Linked DNA regions of Homo sapiens: region 2 is linked to region 1. Evidence: read pairs that join two places in POLR2A ChIA-PET (ENCODE). Cell type or tissue: OCI-LY7. All regions are shown on one strand. Links, peaks and the distances in the headings refer to the core of each region. The heading gives the core; the rest is flanking DNA. Region 1 overlaps IQCE (IQ motif containing E). Region 2 overlaps GNA12 (G protein subunit alpha 12).

The links. ChIA-PET counts read pairs that join two places held together with the same protein. Peaks named below come from ENCODE experiments on the same cell type or tissue, not always from the same donor. Only the 100,000 strongest peaks of a DNase experiment are listed, where the experiment ranks them.
Region 2: POLR2A ChIA-PET joins it to region 1 with 6 read pairs; 3 of 35 experiments call an interaction of 5 or more read pairs at or near these places.

What each region holds. Positions count from the first base shown.
Region 1 is chr7:2,563,920-2,571,919 of GRCh38, reverse strand. It overlaps IQCE (IQ motif containing E), which reads right to left. Exons shown (of 22, transcript NM_152558.5): 2 at 4,757-4,804; 3 at 2,921-2,966; 4 at 266-394. Among named protein-coding and RNA genes, the nearest start is that of IQCE, 8.9 kb to the right of the region's middle. RefSeq lists enhancers at 1-268, 3,873-4,474, 4,489-4,658, 4,859-4,908, 4,475-5,077 and 1 more. In OCI-LY7, for the core only: CTCF peaks have their summits at 3,911 and 4,114 (motif pointing left); DNase peaks (open chromatin) are centred at 4,119 and 4,809.
Region 2 is chr7:2,725,366-2,737,953 of GRCh38, reverse strand. GNA12 (G protein subunit alpha 12) reads left to right here. Exons shown (of 4, transcript NM_007353.3): 3 at 4,453-4,503; 4 at 6,204-9,849. The coding sequence ends at 6,773. It also overlaps a transcript of AMZ1 not described here. Among named protein-coding and RNA genes, the nearest start is that of AMZ1, 43 kb to the right of the region's middle. RefSeq lists an enhancer at 3,228-4,215. In OCI-LY7, for the core only: no CTCF peak of the experiment used is centred there; no DNase peak of the experiment used is centred there.

The DNA of each region.
Region 1 (8,000 bases), core at 1-8,000:
AAGACTATAACAGTTGGCTCTGGCAAGACAACTCACCACTCCCATGTAGAGACCACACGGGACCAAGGGAGGCTAAAGCGCCACTTGGCGAAACCACATTTATGCATGACATAAAACTACGATGTGTATATTTGATGTCTTCGAGAAAACTAAAGACAATGTAATTCAAACAAGGAATATTAAAAACTCCATCTCAAACCACTCCCTGAAATTTCTCGAACTCTTCTCTCAAGCAGGAAGGGTCTCCAGTGCGACAACCACATACCTGGCTTTGCGGTTCCCAGCCACAGCTTCTGCGGGGTCAGGGACGCTCGGCCGCCCAGAGGCATGCTCCCTGCCGTCCTGAGGGACCTCCAGGAGGCCACTTTTCTCGGCTTAGAGAGATAAGGTGACTCTGGAAAAGCCAACACGTGGATTCAGAGGTGCCGGACAGCAACATGTGAGCTCAACACATGAACTTCAGAAAGACAGAAATAGGAAAACAAAATCCACGAGCGTGGTGACTCTAGTCAAACATTCTGGCAAAAATGAAAAAAGAGTTACTTTACCTATATACTGACATTTCTCCTTTAACTTTTATTATAAAGAAATAGCATAATGAGGCCAGGCATGGTGGCTCATGCCTATAATACCAATACCTTGGGAGGCTAAGGCAGGAGAATCGCTTGAGGCCAGGAATTCAAGACCAGCCTGGGCAATACAACAAGACCCTGTCTCTATAAAAAATCTAAAAATTAGCTGGGTGTGGTGGCTCACACCTGTGGTCCCAGCTACTCAAGGGGGCTGAGGCAGGAGGATCTCTTGAGCCCAGGAGGTCGAGGCTACAGTGAGCTATGATCATGCCACTGCATTCCAGCCTGGGTAACAGGCTTTTCTTAAGAAAAGAAAAGAAAAGAATGGGAAGAATATAATGGGAAATATATGAATTCTACCAACATTTATTATAGCATTTAATTTCTCACCCCCAATTTTGAGAGATGTGCGTGTTCTTACACACTCACAGCCACAGTGAACACATCGTTTTGTGCCTTTTTAACATGTCACATTTTTAATGTCACTACATAGTGACAGAGCAATATTTAGAACTTAATATGTAAAATATCTAAAATAAATGAGAAAAATCTTACTGTTTCAGGGCATTCTTGATTTTGTATGAAAGTAAGGGAAATGTTTTAAAATTCTTTATCTGAGATTTTCCCTCTTTAAGTATAAAAAAGATAATAAACGTATGCAAAAACTAAGGCACTCTTAAAACATTCTTATATATCTTAAATTGCAAAATGTATGTCAGTAGGGTCTGAAAATTTAAGTCTAATATGTTCAAAATGTTTAAGTTTCTAAGTTTTTCCCGCGGTTTCACAATTTATGTGAAATTCGCCACCGTAACTGTGAATGAGGGAATAAAGACGCAGGGACCCTGCTGCATCTTCACTTACCCGGGACCACAGAACCTGGCCTCCCAGATAGTCTCAAATTCTTCCAAAACGTAAAGATTTAAGTTGTCATTTATACAAGTAAATGAGTGAGCAGAAAAAAGCCCTACACATTACATTTCCCTCCTAAGAGTGTGTGGGCTTATCGGCGAGTAGGAAGGGTTCCTCAGGAAAGCATGAAAGCGGGGATAAAAGCGGGGAGGGAAGAAGAGAGGACGGAGACAGGGTGGTGGAGAGATGCCAGCGTTTGATACTGCCCGGAAAACGACAAACTCGGAAAGCAGGAAAACATCATCGCCTGCCTCGCCCTCCTGGCAGAGTGACCAGGACGATGAAAAGCCTCGGAACGTGGTGGGAGCTGCAAACCTACAAGCAGGTTGACCAGGCCTTGGAGAAAAACACTTGCTGAGTGAACAGGACAGACATGGTCCCTACACTCACGAAACTAGAAACCCGGAGAAAAACAGGTCCCGAGTGTGAGTCAGGAGGCACCCCCGGTCCTGGCCTTTTACTTTATATCAATTCTCAATTTTCTCCATGGAAGGAGAGAAAGGACATCAAAAATCCAAATTGCTAGGTGATTTCCTTCTAGTGTTTATATTGATTTGTAACATATAACATGCATTCTTTTCTGTGCAGGGATTTACCTAATTATGTTTTCCTTGGGCTAGTAGCAAAGTTTGTTTATATTCTCTGAGTGCGTCATATACTTGACTGAACCTTTGAAATATATGATACGCGTATATAAAATAGACACACATCTACAGATGGCACAGCCAGGGAAGGCCACAGGCTTTGGGGTAGCACAGGATGCCGGCCTAGGATTTACAGGGTCACGAACACATTCGTACGCACAAGGTCGGCACACGGGCTGCTGTACACGAGAGCGGCATTAGAGACAGAGGGGCCTCGGGGCCACCTGGACTAACCCCACCTCCGCGGCACCCTCCTGGACAAGCAGGGTGGCAAATGCTGCCCTCCTCCTGCTGAGGGTGAGGAAGAATAGAACCCTGGCAGCAAAACAAGCCCAGGATGATCCAAAGGGGAAAAAGGTGAACTTGCCACCCGTCCCACCAACTACACCTTCTCAGTAACTTCGACTCTCAGGAACAAATCCCAGGTCAAAAATCCTTTAACTCTGGCAGCATTCAGAAGAGGTAAGCCTTTGAGAAAGCAAGAAAAAGAAAACAAAAGGCCTAGAGGCACTGTCGGGGGAGACTGGGGAGTTGGTGGCAGCCTCAGCCCTGAGAAAGGGCTCGTCACTCTGGCACCAACAGGGACTCCACGTGCTCCTGAGACCCCAGCATGAACCCCAACATGAAAGGGGGAGACTCCAGCGCGAACTGGGAGACCCCAGTGGGAATGGGGCCAACTGGCTGAGGCGTCAGGTCTCAGCTACCTAAATGTACAAAGCAAATACCCTTCATTCTCTCCAGGACACCAGGGAACGTCGGCGTGAGAGGGAAGGCAGGCCTCGTCATACTTACTTGGCGATGTGGGTGGAGGTTTGTGGAAAGCTTTCCTTTTTGCTTTCTGAAAGAAAGAAGAAATGGCATAAGGCTTGCTGAGCTCCCACAGTGGTGCATCACAAGACCCTACCATGTTCAGAAAGGGTCAGGGGTCGTGTAAGAGCAGCAAGAGGACGTGAGCTTACGGGGACGTAAGGAGGGTCCAGGAACAGGACACGCAGGGCCCGATGCAGACCCCACAAAAATGCACTCACGTCAGTGCTCAGGGCTGGGCTCTCAGAGCACAAGTTCCAATTACAGAAAACCATCGGGCCCGGGCTCCTGACGTTCAGACTGAGGGTCCCACACAAATGGCGGATCTGCCCCCACCCAAACCGCCCGCACAGCCAGCCTGGGAGCCCAGCGCACCTCTGTCCACTCAGGTGGAGGTGGTCAGATGAATCCCTGCACATAAGTCAACTGCAAAGCCCACTATGGAAGAAAGCCGAGCAAAGGGAGACCCTGTCTGGAAGGTGGTCTCCTGTGACAACCACGATGCCAAACACCCAATGGGGTCCAGATCTCACAGAACGGGGTCCAGATCTGGTTCCACTGCTTACTACGGGGTGAGTGTCCCATATCCGAGATGCCTGGGACCAAGAGTGTTTCTGATTTGGGAATATTTGCATCCATATAATGAGGTATCTTGGGGATGGGACCCAAGTCTAAACACAAAATTCATTTATGTTTCATATATACATTATACCCATAGTGCAATGGTAATTTTATATTGTGTTTTTAATAACTTTGTGCATGAAACAAAGCTTGTGTGAAGTACTTAAGGGTGGAATTTCCCACTTGTGGCCTCATGAGGGTGCTCAAAAAGTTTCCATTTTTGGAGCATTTTGGATTTTGCATTAGAGACACACAACCCGTCGTGCCGTGGCCTGGGGAAGATGCTGCCATGCTTCCAACCTTAACTTCCTCATCACCTTGCACTAGACCGAGCAGATAAGGCTACCGCGGCCAGGTCTCCTCACTTCCCCTCCAGCAGAAACATTGAGCCCCAAGTTCTGCGCGGGGGGAATTTTCCCTGGGGCTTGGTTTGGATCCCTCCTCCTCCGGGGAACATCAGAGGAGCATCCCCTGCCCTCTGTGACATGGAGGGAAAATCCTTAACTTTGCGAACAGAGGTCCCTGGAGGGAGACAGTGGAGCTGAGGCTCCCCCTTGAGTCCACAGAGCAAACGTGGAATTGAGATCTGCTGGTGCCGGGTTCGTTCTGCTGGCTGCAGGTTTGCTAGATCTGCGTCTCCAGTAAGAAAAGCTTTTTTCGCTCATACACGAGAAGAGCAATTGGCACACTTCCTTTTCTACCCAGCACAGCTTGCCAAACAAACCCAAAGCCCAGTCCGGGGCCATAGTGTGCCACTGGGCCATCGGACACCACTCCTGCCCCTCTCCTTTCCGGGCTGGGAGGCCAGGCAGCAGTTCAGCTTGGGATGGCGGCTGCCCAGGTCTGCTTTCTCCCATCGGGTCCTTCCGACGGCATTAGCAGGGGCTCTCCTCCTCCCCTCAAGTGTCAGGATGAGGGCGTGGGGTGCAGGGCAAAACCAGCTGCAGGCCAGGGACTAGCAATCTGTCTCACATGAGCCCTGCTCAGGATTCACGTCCAGATAAAAGTTTTAAAGTTATCACCACAGGTATTTAAACCTAAGGGCTGGAAACTTTTCAAACACCAAGGAGCATTCGGAATATGCATTCCAGCTCTCGACACAGTATTGTGGAGAACGGCCTATTTTACGCTTCCGAGTGCAGTCTGCAAGGGCAGCGCAACCAGCCCGAGGTCGCACGGCTGACACCCAGCGGCACTCACCGTCTCCACATCAGAGTCAAAGGTGACTGCAGACAGACTGTCATCTCCCTGGAGGAAGAGAGGCAAACACTGTAACTCGACGGCACCTGCTGGGCTTCCGACCATCACGTTTACAAAAGCGAAAACAGCCCGTCCACAGCTGCTGAAACAGAAACTCCAGAAATCCAGCTCTGAGGCCACTCAGAACACTCCAGCTGGGCAGCAGCCAGTTCCTCAGTCTCATCAGAAGGAATGGGTGGGTGGGGGGAACAAAACACAAAACGCCGCCCAGCAGGCGTGCAAATGTCTGCAAATCTAGTAACACTATTTCCCACAGAATTGTGTCTTGACAAAGAAAAACAAAACCAGTTCTTGCTGAAAGCATTTCATTTTTACATAAATGTTCTCACTCTTATTCATCTTTACATCAAAGCACAACGAATCTGTGACTGTCTCCTGGTAAGAACGGGTGAGAGTCATCTTTTAAAAAGCAAACTCGGCCTGGGCAACATGGTGAGACACTGTCTCTACAAAAAAAATCTTAAAAATTTAAAAAATAAGCCAGGCTGTGGTTGCACACACCTGTAGTCCCAGCTACTCGGGAGGCTAAGGTGGGAGGATCGCTTGAGCCTAGGAGGTCGAGGCTGCAGTGAGTCATAATCATGCCACTGCACTCCAGCCTGGGCAACAGAGCAAGACCCCAGCTGGGAAAAAAAAAAAAAAAAAAAACGAAAACCAACAAAAACCAAAACATATGCATTACAATGAGAAGGCATTTGGGCCTATAAAGGTTCTTGCCTTCTTATTCCAGTGACTTTGTCCTGGTCCAGGGAATGAAATAAGACTTGTACTGTCTGATTTCAGCACGAGGATGGCCAAAAAAAAAAAAAAAGGAAGCTTTTTGAAGACAAAAGTGTTTCTGTATTAACTCATTCACTCAAATTGAAATCCAAAAAGAGAAGCATAAAATGTTTAAAGTCCCTCGGAAGATCATATTGGTGCTTTCCAATGCGGACACTGGAAGTTAGAGCTGAATGCCCCATTATGAGCCAATAGTTCTACAGCTTGGGGTGGAGGTGATGACATTTGTGCTACCTGTCCCTGGTATAGCTGAGTCCACGCAGTATCATAATGGGATGCTACTGCGTTCTGAAAAGCAAACTTATTTTCTACAAGGCTAATAGTACATGAAGTGCCAATTTTGCTAGCAGTGTGAAACTGTATTAGAAATGCCTGGCTGCATGATAACATGGATAAGGTGCAACTAGACAGGCCAGGACACAAGTGCAATGTGACTGCATTTCGAGGGGCAAAGGAAAGACGGTGCATTCCAAATAAATGGAGCGTTTAAAAAAATCAGCCATTGACTGAAATTTTTTATATCATTTTTTATATCACCTATTTAAGGTGACCTTTTAAGACATAAACAGCATATGACAATTATAGAGAGAAGTTTTCCTTTTAGCAAAGTGTATTGAAATTATGCACAAAATTGAGGAAGGGCAGGCCGGGAACTGGACACACAGGTTAGCGGGGGATCAGAAAAGCCAAGTCAGCCCTGGGCATCACAAGGACGTGCCTGCAGAGAACAGAGGGGAAACTGCTGAAAACTGTCTAGAAAAGCAGCAGCAACTTTCTCTGTAAACATCTGTCATTATTCCTTGCTGTGAATAAAATCTTGAAGACTTTTTGAATGACCTGAAATTCAACAAAGGAATGAGATTTTATGTGTAGTAAACAAAATGCATTGATCTCACCCACAACGGCTGCCCTCTCCACCACTCCCTTCCAGCCGTGCTGCCTCCAGCCTGCCGGTCATAGTGCAGGGAAGAGGTGAAACGCAGTCAGGACCGGAAATCACACAACAGCCCAAGGATCCATGACACCAGTCAGCAGAATACAATCATACACAGCGCACACACACACACGCATGCACACACACACACGCACACACACTCATGCACGCACCTAAAATCACACAACAGTCCAAGGATCCATGACTGCAGTCAGCAGAATACAACCATACACAGCACACACACACACACACACACTCACACACATGCACACATGCACTCACACACACACACGCACACACACGCACACATGCACTCACACAAAATGGCCAATCTGTTCCGCCTCCTTCAAGCACTATCTGAGGTTGCCACTTATTTCCACAGTAGGTTAAGCTCAATCAGCCTGTGTCAGGGTGGTTGTAACAGAAGAAATGGGGTGGTTTCACACTGAAATTAACTGTCTCAGTTTGGGAGGCTGGAAGTCCAGAATCAAGGTGTTGGCAGGGCCAGGCTCCTAACAGACAGGAGAGCGAGGCAGAAGATCAACGAGGAGTTAGAAAAACTTGATCAGCAGACACTAAAAACCTAACAGACATTTACAGAACACCCCACTCAACAACAGCACAATACACATTCTACTCAAGTGTACATTAAACATAAACCAGACCATAGGCCACAAAAAAGCCTCAATGAATTAAAAGAGAAAATCATTCAAAGTATATTCTTCTACAACAAGGAAAACTAGAAATCAACAAAAGAAAGGAATTCACAAATGTATAGATTTTTTTTTTTTTGAGACAGAATCTCGCCTTGTCGCCCAGGCTGGAGTGCAGTGACACAATCTCGGCTCACTGCCACCTCCACCTCCCGGGTACAAGCGATTCTCCTGCCTCAGCCTCCTGAGTAGCTGGGATTACAGGTGCCGCCACCACGCCCGGATAATTGTTGTATTTTTAGTAGAAATGGGGTTATATTCACTATGTTGGCCAGGCTGGTCTCAAACTCCTGACCTCAGGTGATCCACCCGCCTCAGCCTCCCAAAGTGCTGGGGCTATAGGTGTGAGTCACTGTGCCTGGCCTGGATATTAAACAACAAATTCCTAAATAATCAATGGGTCTAAGACGAAATCACAAGGGAAATTTAAAAATATCTTAGATGAGTGAAATTTTTTGTTTTTTTGAGGTGGAGTCTTGCTCTGTTGCCCAGGCTGGGGTGCAATAGCATGATCTTGGCTCACCACAACCTCCGCCTCCCAGCTTAAAGCAATTCTCCTGCCTCAGCCTCCTCAGTAGCTGGGACTACAGGTGTGCACCACCATGTCAGGCTAATTTTTTTTTGTATTTTTAGTGGAGACAGGGTTTCACTATGTTGGCCAGGCTGGTCTTGAACTCCTGACCTCATGATCCGCCCACCTCAGCCTCCCAAAGTGCTGGGATTACAGGCGTGAACCACTGTGCCCGGCTGATGAGTG
Region 2 (12,588 bases), core at 1,872-9,871, 160 kb before region 1:
TGAGCAAAGCCTGAGTTCAAAATGAGGATTTCTTTTGGGGAACTAGATACTGTTTTTAAAAGTATTTTGAAAGATTCTCTGTTGTTTGGCTAGCGTCTCTATTCAGTGGAAATCAAATGCTAACTTTAATATTTATTTATTAAGTAATGAAATTGAAAACCTGGGCCTTTGGCATAGTTTGCTGTTACTTTTCATACACAGCAGTTTTAAAATTTGTCTTTGTAATTTGTCACGTTGAAGTGAGTGAACTAGATTTTGGAATCCTCTAGCTCACCATTAACAAGCCCTGTTTTCGGTCACAGTGTGAATGACCCCGCTTTAGGATTTTAGAGTTAACCTCACTAAGTGCAGAAACTGTAAGACAGGGCCGGGCGCTGTGGCTCACGCCTGTAATCCCAGCACTCTGGGAGGCTGAGGTGGGTGGATTACCTGAGGTCAGGAGTTCGAGACCAGCCTGGTTAACCTGGTGAAACCCCGTCTCTACTAAAAATACAAAAGTTAGCCGGGTGTGGTAGTGCACGCCTGTAGTCCCAACTACTCTGTAGGCTGAGGCAGGAGAATTGCTTGAACCCAGGAGGCAGAGGTTGCAGTGAGCCAAGATCACACCACTGCACTCCAGCCGGGGCGACAGGGCGAGACTCCATCTCAAAAAAAAAAAAAAAAACAAAAAAAAAAAAAACAAAACAAAACTGTGAGATAGCTCCTGAATGGGCAGATAGGGTTTAAAATTAAAAGGCCCTCTGGCCAGGAGCTGGAAGTTGGTGTTTGTTTTCTTTGTAACCACTCTCTGGTCCTTGATCTGTCCCTACTTAGACGCTTACATCTGAGACCAATCCACGGTTACCTTTTCCTCTCACTCCCCAGTGGGACCCACACATGGGCTGTCTTTAATGCACACCCTGTCAGTCTGTGACATTGACAGGCAGGAACTGAACCAAGCATGTGGGTAGAAAGGCTCCAATTAGGAGCAGAGGACAAGAGGGAACCAGAGTCAGCCCCTCATGTACTGATCTCGAGGGTCTGGTCCTGTGCAGGGTTGAATGATCTGAAGCTCTTTTCTCGTGGTCCTAAATTAGCTGAAGGAAGTGCGTGAGGCCAGCAGGGGTCTGTGAAGGGGCAGCTTGCTGTGTGCAGAGACAGAGGTGACGGGCGAGGCTGCTGCAGTGCCTGCCTGACGGTGCTGACGGAGTTCTGAGCGGCAGCAAGCCGAGCGTGTGTCTTTCTCCCACCGGAGGTGTGGGTGACAGGTGCTTCCAGAAACTGCTGAAGGCTGCAGGCCTCTGCAGAAAGGCGGTCTCCTCATGGGCGTGTGTCGGCCTAGGTCCTGCCCAGTGTCACGACATCACATCTGCCCGGCTGTGCCCAATACAGGTGCACAGGCCCCATATCAACCTGCTGCTGCTGCTTGAAACAGACAACCCCTCTTTCACTGCCACCAGCCCCTGCTCAGGTTCATCCCTTCTGTTGCTCGTGAGAGGACAGACACATTCGTGGGACAGTTGAGGCAGGGGACAGGCCCCTGTCAGGTGTGTGCTCAGTGGCCGCTGGCCCCAGCCTAATGAAATTCATTTCATTTAATCCGCAAGTCCAAGTTTGTGTTAATCTTGAGTGGTGTAGGTTTTTCACACCAAGGAGAGTCCCGAGAGCCCACTTTGGATCCACTCGTGTTTCTAGATCGTGTGACCGCAGCAGCCGTTGAGAGGACTCTGGGCTCGTCTTGGCAGGCACAGTGCCTCTTTATAAACCCACCAAGCGGTTAATTTCATGTGGACATCTCAGTTTCTGCCACATGCATTTTCTCTAAAGAAATGACTGAATTCTCTTAGTGTTGAAAATGCATGGGATTGTAAACCTGGCCCTTTTAATGAGCTGCTGCTGTAAGACTTGAGGAGTCCGTCGCAAACGATCGTCCCGTGGGCTGCGTGCCCAATCAGCAGGTGCATTGTCCAGTCTCTGTTGGTGAACCGCAGTGCACCAAACCTCAGGGACAGCAAGAGTGCGGATGTGAGTGACAGCGTTCTGGATCACACAGGGTTGCTCTGTGTCCCCTTCTTCCCTCCCCTCCAGCCCCCATTAGAGAGCTTGTGGCACAGTCCCTGGCACCTTACAGTTCAGTGGCAGCTTTCCCACGGACCCCCTGGGCTGTTTCTCGAGATGAGGCCGCCCTGACATGAAACTAGATTTGACTCCTCTCCTCCGCCACTCATGCAAGATGACCGAGAGTCACAGATAAGTTTTCCTGCATTCCAAGTAGTGATACAAATGCTGTGATGAGTTAAATGAGCCATCCTCATTCAGTCATCGTGGAGAAAGCAGCAGTGAGTGTTTGCTGTGTTGTGAAGTGCAGCTGGGGGACTGATTGCAGACTCGAGGGGTGTTTAGACTCACACCGAGGGAAACGTCCCTCCTGTTTTCTGCTTCCCATCGAGCTTGTCCTGATTGTGCCCTCTGTGGTGCTTTTCCCCTTGCGTCCGTACTATCTGGGCGGAGCACGTGTGTCCAGGGCTTTGTGTCCTGTGGTGATAAGAGCACTGGCTGGGGCATCTGTGCCACTGTGACTCTCCATGCCTGACCCAGCTAGAACCCTGCAGGAGAACTGCCTCTGCTTCCTTCGTGCCTGGTGCCACCACCTGCCTAGAAACGGGCAAGGGTGGCTTGGGCTGTGAGCTGCTGCTACTCTCAGCTCCCTGGGGGAGCCCGTGGCCACAGGAGAGGGAGGGACAGTATGCTGATGCTTCTTGGGCTTGCGTGGCACCTCCCGAGGCCCAGGGGAGGGCAGGAGAGCAGGAGGAGGCAGGAGAGAGAGGCGCTGAGGAAGGAACTTGTCGTAAATCAGGGAGTGAGTGCACCCAACGGCTTCTCCCAGCTGCTTCCTGTCAGGGTGTGGAAGGAGGCATGATGTGCAGAGGACCGGGGGGACTTGGCACAGCCACGGGAAGGCGGCTGCCCCACCGGCCTCACGCTGGCTTCCCACATCACGGGGGCTTGGCGAGGAAGGGAGAGAGCAGGCACGAGAGGTCAGTCGTGCCGGGCCCTTGGGGTACGTTCACCCTGGCACTCCCGATGCCTTCCCTACTGCAGAGCTGGGCCTCTGCCTGGGGCTCTAGAGAGCCGGTGGTCACGAGGTGCACGTGCTCGCCCCGTCCTGCCACAGAGGAGGAGGATGTGTGCTCGCTCAACACAGGCAGTGCTGGGATGGGGAGACGTGTGTTTCTGTCCCCTCAAACAAAACACTCACTTTGAAAACATCCAGAGGCCTTCGTTCTAAAGTAGGAAGGTGGGCTCCTCCCTGAAGGAGCTTCCTCTCTGCTTTCTCCCCTCAGTCTGTCTGGGACAGAGGAGGAAGAGATAGACTGAGCAGGTGCTGGCCGCCTTTCTCCATCCCTTACAACGCCACGAGCTTCAGCGCCATCACGTAGTCCATTCTGATGGCCTTCTCTCCTTAAAATTCTCCTGCGTCAGCTCGCCACATGTGTATGACCTTGCCCCTGTACATTTCCATGAGAACACAGAAAGTGACTGCTCTTCCCACAAGCCCTGATGTCAGGGCAGCCTGGAAGCCTTGACCCCGCCTGCTGGTGTCTGTCTTTAGAGCAGGGTTCAAAGTGGAATCTTATAGAAAGTGGTATAATTGGTTTTTAATACGCTACCTTTGAAGGGACTCATTGCGTGCCTGTTCATATGCGGGCTGCTCTGTGGTCGGTGGTTGCGCTCTCCCGGCTCCTCCCGTGCCCCGTGTGTGCCTCGCATTTGGCGGCTCAGCGCTTCCTGAAACGGGGTCCTGGGTGATTCCGCAGGGCCCTTCGCACTATGGAACACGTCTCAGATTGTATCGATGATTGGTCCAGGCAGGAGAAGACTGGCCATCATTCCACCACAACAATCCAAATGGAAGATTCCCCTGTGTTTGCTACTATAAATCAGGTCATAAAAATGTGGGAAGGAATAATGGACTCTTTCTAGAAACTGGAAGATGTTTTGCTAGATGCTCCTTTTCGTCAGGATGTTTTGTCTTTAAGGACAATGTCTTGGGTCCCTTAGGCCATCTTCGACAGAAGCAAGACTGTACCCAGGAGCCAAAATCTAAAATCCTATTCTAGCCTGTCCTTTGCTGGCCGCATGGCCAGGAGTGGGCCAGCCTTCATGTCTGGAAAGAGAGTCCCCCATCAGAGGGGCCTGCATCGCACCACACACCAAAACCCAGCAGCGAAAATTGAAAAACAGCCAGAATTTGAACCTTGGGGTTGGAGCTAAAGAACCTGCATTAAACATTTTCTTTAATGGTAGTTTTTTTATTTTAGAAAACACACGGACACTCTCTGCCTTTTTCCTTTGCTTTCCCATTCACACGGAGGCGAAATGCCACTGCTCTTACCCTGTTCAGTTCTTGTATTTGCCACATCAGGATTCCTCAGTCCAGACTGAGCTGTGAATATTCTTCCTTCCTGACAGGGGGAGTCGGTGAAGTACTTCCTGGACAACTTGGACCGGATCGGCCAGCTGGTGAGTAAGCACGCCCGCCCGAAGAAGCTGGGCTCCAGGGTTAGAAAACGTGTCCAGAGACCAAAGCAGTCCACGTTGTGAGGACTTTGGCTGGACTGACAGGCCGAGCTTGTTCTGTCACATTACCACGAATAGTACTGTAATGGCACGCTCTCACTTGGATCTGGGCCCCGTCTCAGTGGGGAGGGGAGGAAACTGCCTTTGCCCAGATCACCATAAAGGAGACAGACAGAGGAGTTCATGAGTGAAAGGAGGACTTCCTTTATCTCATGGAAAATTCAAACATACTCAAAAACAAATAGTCTAATGAAACCCCAGGCATGGCAGTTATCACTGATTACCAGTCTTGTTTCAGCAGCCCTCCCCCGGCCTCCGGGAGCAAATGCAGAGAATATTTTAGAGTGTACCTCAAAAAGACAAGACGAAAAATGACAACCGCAGTACCGTATGGCTCCTGAAAAATTGGCAGTAATTCCGTAATGTCAACCTAGTCAGTTTAGAGATTTTCCCTGTTGTCTCATTAATGTTTTCATGTTGATTTTGCTTTGTTTTAGCAGAGTTTGAATCAACAACCTAATAAGGTCATGCATTGCCATTGGTCAGGATCACTTAAGTGTTAATCTGTATGTCTCTCCTTTTTTTCTTTCAACTTGTTTATTGGAGTAACTGGATTATTTATCCTGTAGGGTTTCTTACCATGTGGACTTTGCTCTTCCACCCCTGCAGTGTTATTGAAGATGTTTCTCTGTCCCCTGCACACCCCGTGGGTGGTAGTCAGACCTCTAGATCGAGGCATGATCATGTCCGTGTTTGGTGTTTTGGCAAGAAGCTGCCTGAGTGGTGTGTGCACTCATCACGGGAGGTGTTTTGTTGGTTTTTTGTTCTGTTTTGTTTTTCGATTTTTTGAGACAGGGTCTCACTCTGTCACCCAGGCTGGAGTACAGTGGCACGATCGTAACTCATTGTAGCCTCAACCTCCTAGGTTCAAATGATCCTCCTGTCTCGGCCTCCCAAGTAGCTGGGACTATAGCATGAGGCACCACGCCCAGCTAATGTTTTTACTTCTTGTAAATATGGGGTTTTACTATGTTGCCCAGGCTGTTCTTGAACTTCTGGGCTCAAGGTATTCCTCCCACTTCCCAAAGCACCAGGATTATAGGTGTGAGCCACCGTGCCTGGCCTGGAGGATTATTAATAGTGCAAAGTCAAAGTGAGTGAAGAGTATGCTTGCCTGTGTGTCGCTAAAGACTTAAAGAATTGTCTAAGAATAACATTAAATGTATTGCAGATTGAATTTACATCACATTCAAAACCTAAATTAATTCACAGTAAGGTTTTGGAAGCTATAAGCTTTAGGAGTTAGAAAAATAAAAAGGTATCTCTGGTATGGAAACAAAAAAGATGGTAAATTTCCTCTGGAGAAGAAAATGGATGTGGTTTTGCGCTGGGCCTGCCCACGAGTGTTCTGAGCATTCGTCCTCAGACTGGTGAGCCTCCGTTCGTTTTGAAATGAAGTATTTGATTCTTTCTGTTTCACGGCCAGTTGATAATGTTATAAATGAAATTTGCTTTTGGTTTCTGGTTCAACCTGTTGCAAAAGTCAGTCTCTTTCCTTCTTATCTTTTTGCCATCTTTTTGTTTCTATTTTCTCTGTTCTTTCTTCCTCCCCCTAAATTTCTGCCTCATCCTGTATTTTACAGAATTACTTTCCTAGTAAGCAAGATATCCTGCTGGCTAGGAAAGCCACCAAGGGAATTGTGGAGCATGACTTCGTTATTAAGAAGATCCCCTTTAAGATGGTGGATGTGGGCGGCCAGCGGTCCCAGCGCCAGAAGTGGTTCCAGTGCTTCGACGGGATCACGTCCATCCTGTTCATGGTCTCCTCCAGCGAGTACGACCAGGTCCTCATGGAGGACAGGCGCACCAACCGGCTGGTGGAGTCCATGAACATCTTCGAGACCATCGTCAACAACAAGCTCTTCTTCAACGTCTCCATCATTCTCTTCCTCAACAAGATGGACCTCCTGGTGGAGAAGGTGAAGACCGTGAGCATCAAGAAGCACTTCCCGGACTTCAGGGGCGACCCGCACAGGCTGGAGGACGTCCAGCGCTACCTGGTCCAGTGCTTCGACAGGAAGAGACGGAACCGCAGCAAGCCACTCTTCCACCACTTCACCACCGCCATCGACACCGAGAACGTCCGCTTCGTGTTCCATGCTGTGAAAGACACCATCCTGCAGGAGAACCTGAAGGACATCATGCTGCAGTGAGCGAGGAAGCCCCGGGGTTTGTCGTCGTTGAGCAGCCCCCACGGCTGTCGGTCAGACTCTTGGGTGTGTGTTGTCTGTGTGGTCCTTGAGTGGGTTTCTCGGATCCGTGCCCTGGAATACCTGGCTCAGGAATGCTGTCAGACCAGCCAGCCAGCGAGCTCTAGGCAAAAGGACATGGAAACTGTCACGTTAGCTACTGAATCCTGGGGGCGAGTGAAACTACTGAAAATCCGAGTGATGATGTTGTGAATACGGAACACCTAATCACACAGCTTGCTTTGCTTTTACAGAAACGTTCCTCTTTTTCTGACGCAGTTTAATTGAGGACCGTGTTGTGTGTGTATGTGTGTACACACGCTCTGTCTTTAATGACAGAAACACAAAAACCAGCTGGCCTTGCAGACGGCTTTTCTAACTCACAAGTCTTCCCTGAGACAGACTAACCTGAAAGCTTTGCCTAACAGTAGCTTGTAGAGATCCAGTGCACGCCGATGCTGCTAAACTCAGTGCCTGAGCCCGGCCCTGCAGCCCCAGCCGCAGTGTCTGAAGGCCACCTCCCAAAGGGAGCACGTTGCCTTTTCAAACTCCCGTGCCGATTTCCTAAGAGCCCCTAGTCCAAGCCTCTCAGATGAAGCTGAGGAGCCGTGCCTAGGATCCCTTCCCAGCTCTGAGGACGGGCTGCAGAGCTCTGCAGGTGTGGATTCACCTTACGCCCCTACAGCAGGCTCAGCCCTTCCCACCCTGCCCCATGCCCAGCAGCACAACACGGAGTGAGACAGGATGCCCACGGTGACTGCCGCTCCGTCCGTGCACACACAGCGGTGCTCTTCTCCCCTTAGCCACCCACTGCCCAACCCAACGGCAAAGACACAGAAACCAGGTCCCCTTGCAGACGGCTCTCCCATCTTCCTGCAAGTCATCTGCTCACACACAGTTGGCAGCACATAGCGTTTCCTTCTTTCAGAAACATTCCTCTTCTGGGGCTTCAGAAAGCTGGCAAGGCCACTAGCAGAGCTTTTGTTAATGCCCCAGCTGCTTGGCGAGCTAACAGCTGACCTTTCGGGAAGCCCACAGACGCTGGAGGAATCTTGAGTTTCTCCAAACTGCCGCTCCACCAGTGCCTTTGGACAGCCGTGCCTGTTCGCCGCTCTCCCTAAGTCTGATTCTCATCGAGGCCCCTCGCTTCTATGACTGTGCTTGCAGAAGAGTAAACACTCTCGGATGCCGCTGTCCTGGGGGAGCCCGCGGGAGCCTGTGAATGTTGATACGAGCTGGCCAGTCCTGGGCCCAGCTCACTTGTCCAGCTACCTGCCAGGTGGCTTTCACTGTGTTTAAAATACATTGCATTCCAAGCTGGTCCCCTCTGTGTATCACTCTACTGAGAAATCCTGCCTAGTGTGTTTTGGGATGTGTCCTAGCATTTACAAGAAAATGAAAAGCGTCCTCTTAATTGGCACCCGAATGTTGCTGTGGCTCAGTCACATATCCCAGGGCCCTCGTCCCGAGGCCGTGCTGCCCCGAGCCCCGAGCCCCTCTGCAGCTCACCCTTGGCTTGTTTTCCGCAAACCCGGTAAACGCAAGCCCTTGGGGCAGATGCAGAAGCAGAAGAGGGAGGGGAAACCTGCCTCTGGGTCACCCTGTTAGCACAGCGTTCTCATCGGGAGACAGCATGGAACTCTCTCTCGCAGTGCTCGAGGCTGTGTGTCAGTGTTTGCTGGGCTTGTGGCTCCTTTTTTGGCTGGATAAAGAAGTCGCTGTTTTTGTACTGCTTCTGTGGCTCTTCACAGACCTCACGGATGTGACCGGAGATGAGTGCCGATGACCACGTTTTAAAGGAGAAAGAGAGCTCCTGGTGGGGCCCTCGGGGTGGTCTCAGGTCCCATTTGCAGTCTGCAACAGTGACGCGCAGCCCGGTCCGGAGCGTGGTGAGCTTTGTTTGCCTTCTGGGTCAGCTTTCGCTGTGTCTCCTGTGTGTGTTAGAATCCAGAGCCCAGAGGAAGTGCAAGCGGGTCCTCCGCCAACGGGGAGAGCCTCTTCGCGGCGCTGTTGGCGACAGCAGCGCTGTGATTCGCGTAGCAGGGGAGTTGTTTGAAACACCTTCCTGAGTAGTCCGGCCTTGTCAATGAGTGCTTGTTTTCCTTTAAACAGTCTGACATATTTACTCGTCACTTTCAAACCAGAAGCATGAGAGGAAGGAGATATTGTGGGGTCCGTTTAACTCGATAGAAAGCGCAGGGGGATGGCCCCCGGCGCGGGCTCTTGACCCGCTCAGCGCTGACCCCACCGCCCTGGCCGAGGCACTTGGCCTTGCTGAGCTGGACTTCCTCCTCCTCCTCCTCATGACCGGGGTGAATTAGAACGTTTTTAAAGACACCCCCTTCCAAATTCTGTAACACATTGTAATTGGAGAAGAAGGAAACTCTGCAAGGCTAAACTGTCATTCACAACTTGGCTACACATAGACTCTAGTCAGTTTTGTCTCCAGAACCTTAGGCTTTTGTATTTTTTAATTTTAATTTCACTGTTAATCCTTATTGTCTTTTTTATTAAGATGTTGGAAAAGCAGGAGGTAGTTGTGCCTCAATTATTGCAAAAATGTAACAATAAAGTTCCTCAAAATAAGATCTGTTCCTCATAGCTATACTGTGTACACATAAGACGCATATAGGGTTTTACTGAAATCTATTTTTAACTCTTATGTTCGTAGAGAAATTGTTTCAAGGATTTTGAGTCATAGGTCTGTAATTTATAGAGATCTCTAGAATTCTTATTGTAATTTTCCTACTTCTTTGATAAAAGAAAAATAAGTCAGATTGTTAACTCCAAGATTGAAAAAAAAAACTCTTGAAAGAAGATTATTAGTTGTAACTAATTTAGGGGTTCTGGGCACAGACATCTAACCTGGTATTGTAAGGCAGAGGCTCCCATTGGAATGGTAGTGGTCCGGGTCAGTTGTTCATGGTGTAAGCTTTGCACAGTGTATTAACATTGGGAGGGTCTGGCTTGAAAATTTGGCCACCCTCAGCCTCTGAATGTTTATTAAAATAAATTTAGTCTTTCTTTGCTTAATATAAAATAGTGCCAGTATTCAAAACCAACACTAAATTGATTTTTCATTCCCCAGGATTCACAGCAGATCACTCTCATCCTAATTTTTTTTTTTTTTTTTTTTTTGAGACAGAGTCTCCCTCCACCTCGTGGGTTCAAACGATTCTTCAGCCTCAGCCTCTCAAGTAGCTGGGTCTACAGGCGCCCGCCACCACACCCAGCTAATTTTTTGTATTTTTAGTAGAGACAGGGTTTCACCATGTTGGCCAGGGTGGTCTCTATCTCCTGACCTCGTGATCGGCCCACCTCAGCCTCCCACAGCCTCCCACAGTGCTGGGATTACAGGCATGAGCCACCACACCCAGCTCTAATCCTAATGTTATTTGAAGGTGGTTTATTATTTATTCATCACAGTTTTTATTTCCACATACCAAACAAAGCCTGGCATGTAGGAGAACCATTGTAAATAATACAGGTGTGGCTCACACCTATAATCCCAGCACTTTGGGAGGCCAAGGTGGGAGAATTGCTTGAGTGCAGGAGTTTGAGACCAACCCAGGCCACAAGAGACCCCATCTTTACGGATAGAATCAGCTGGGCATGGTGGTGCATGCTTGTAGTGCCAGCTACTTGGGAGGCTGAGGCAGAAGGATCGTTTGAGCCCAGGAGCTTGAGGCTACAGCGAGCTGCGATCGCACTCTGCACTCCACCCTGGGCAAGAGCAAAGACCCCATCTTAAAAATAAATGAAGATGGCCGGGCGCAGTGGCTCATGCCTGTAATCCCAGCACTTTGAGAGTCCGAGGCGAGCGGATCACAAGGTCAAGAGATCGAGACCATCCTGGCCAACATGGTGAAACCCCAACTCTACTAAAAATACAAAAATTAGCTGGGTGTGGTGGTGGGCGCCTGTAATCCTAGCTACTCGGAAAGCAGAGGCAGGAGAATCGCTTGAACCCGGTAGGCAGAGGTTGCAGTGAGCCGAGATCATGCCACTGCACTCCAGCCTGGTGACAGAGTGGGACTCTGTCTCCAAAAAAGTAAATAAATAAAGTTGTGTTCCAGAGGCTTTTATTCAAAACACTTTTTATTTTTAAAGCATGGCATGGCAGCATATACACCTAAACACATGCATGTGAGCATGAGAGGCCTCGCTCTCCAAGATCAGAAGCTGGGAGGGGAAGGACCTTGACGTGCTCTGGAGACCAGCGGTGCCCATGGGGATGGCAGGTGGAGGTTCTGTCCTCACAACCCCTGGGGTTATCGTTCCAGCCAGAAAGCGAAGAGACCACTCACAGGAAGCAAGGGCACCGTCCGGTCCTCGGCGTGGTGTGACCAGAGCTCTCATGCTCAGGCCTCCACCATAACTTGCTCTTCGGCATCACGGGGCATCTCTCTTCTTGCCCAAACAAGCAGCTTTCTGGAAAGAGGAGTGGGGATGCCACTTAGCACCATTAGCCCATGTGTGGCTGGTGGGGGCTTGAACTGACCACAAGTGGGAAAGGCAGAGAGTGCGCCAGAAAAACACCTGCCCTGAGCACACAGTGTGCTCCGACTGTAGGCTGAGCTCTGGGAGCCTGGATGTCCTCACGTCTCCATGCTGGATGATGTAGTGGCTCTCTGCCCTGGGGACACAGTCGAATCACCTGAGGAGCTCTCACCCGGGCAGTGTGCTGAGCCGCCAGGCCTGAGACACCAACTCATACAGGTTTCTCCATGTCCCAGGCGGTTCTGATGTCAGCCAGGGTTGACAGTCACTGAAGAGGCAAGCTGGGAGGTTCCTTCCAGGTTTGGGGACATCCATGTTTAATGTGGTGAGGATTGTATTTCACCGTGTAACGTGCCACCAAGGTCTTCTCACTGTGGCCAGCAACCTGCCTCGAGAATTGCGGGGATGGTGGGTTTTCTTTGGTGATTTAAGGGCAGAGATGAAATCCTTGCTAATCTTTCCTCACGCACATGCAGCCTTTCCAAATCTGGTAGTGCCATTTCTCTGTAAGGTGCATCACATGTGCTTAGCAGTCTCTTTCCGAAATGATTGCTTGAAATTCAGGAGGCTTTGCTTTGAAGAGGACAGGCCACTTTAAGACTTGCTTAATTTGCACAGCAGCCCCGGGGAGAGATGGTCCTGAAATATGGGATCCTGGTGTTTCCTTGAAGCCTTGGCGTTCAGGGGAGCTGGTCCAGACCTGAGAGTCGGTGGGGGGACTGCAGCGGGCGGGCTGGACGCCTGTATACAGAGGCACCAGGGGAGGGTCTGGCACTGCGTGCCCTGGAAGGGGATGGTTCACTGACATCAGCCTTTCAATCTCGTGATCGTTTTGTGAGGCGTTGTGTTGGACCTGGAACAGAAAAGCGTTAGGTTTCCCAAGAAAGGAGCTGAAGCCGCCTTTTGAGCAGGCCTCAACGGCGGCTGACAGGCGACCAGGGAGAGGCAGAGTCTACGGTTTTCGGGGGTAACTGAGCTCTGGGAGTGGAGCCCACAGGGTGTGGACGTGCTGCTCCTGCCTCCAGGTCCCAGGTTCATGGCCTGTCTTGCACGCTCTCTGGAGGAAAGTCTTCAGGTCACTGAGACCTGCCCTATGGCTTCTCATTCACTTGCTGCTCCATCTCTCCCTCCAGAACCCTCTGGAACTTGGAGGCAGGTTATTTGCGGTGTTCAGGGCGCCATATTGAAATAGACGCATTGGATTTCTGGGCTGCAGTATTGGCATCTCCTCGGGTGGAAGCTCACTTCAGACACAGGTCACTGCTCCCTGGAAGCATCC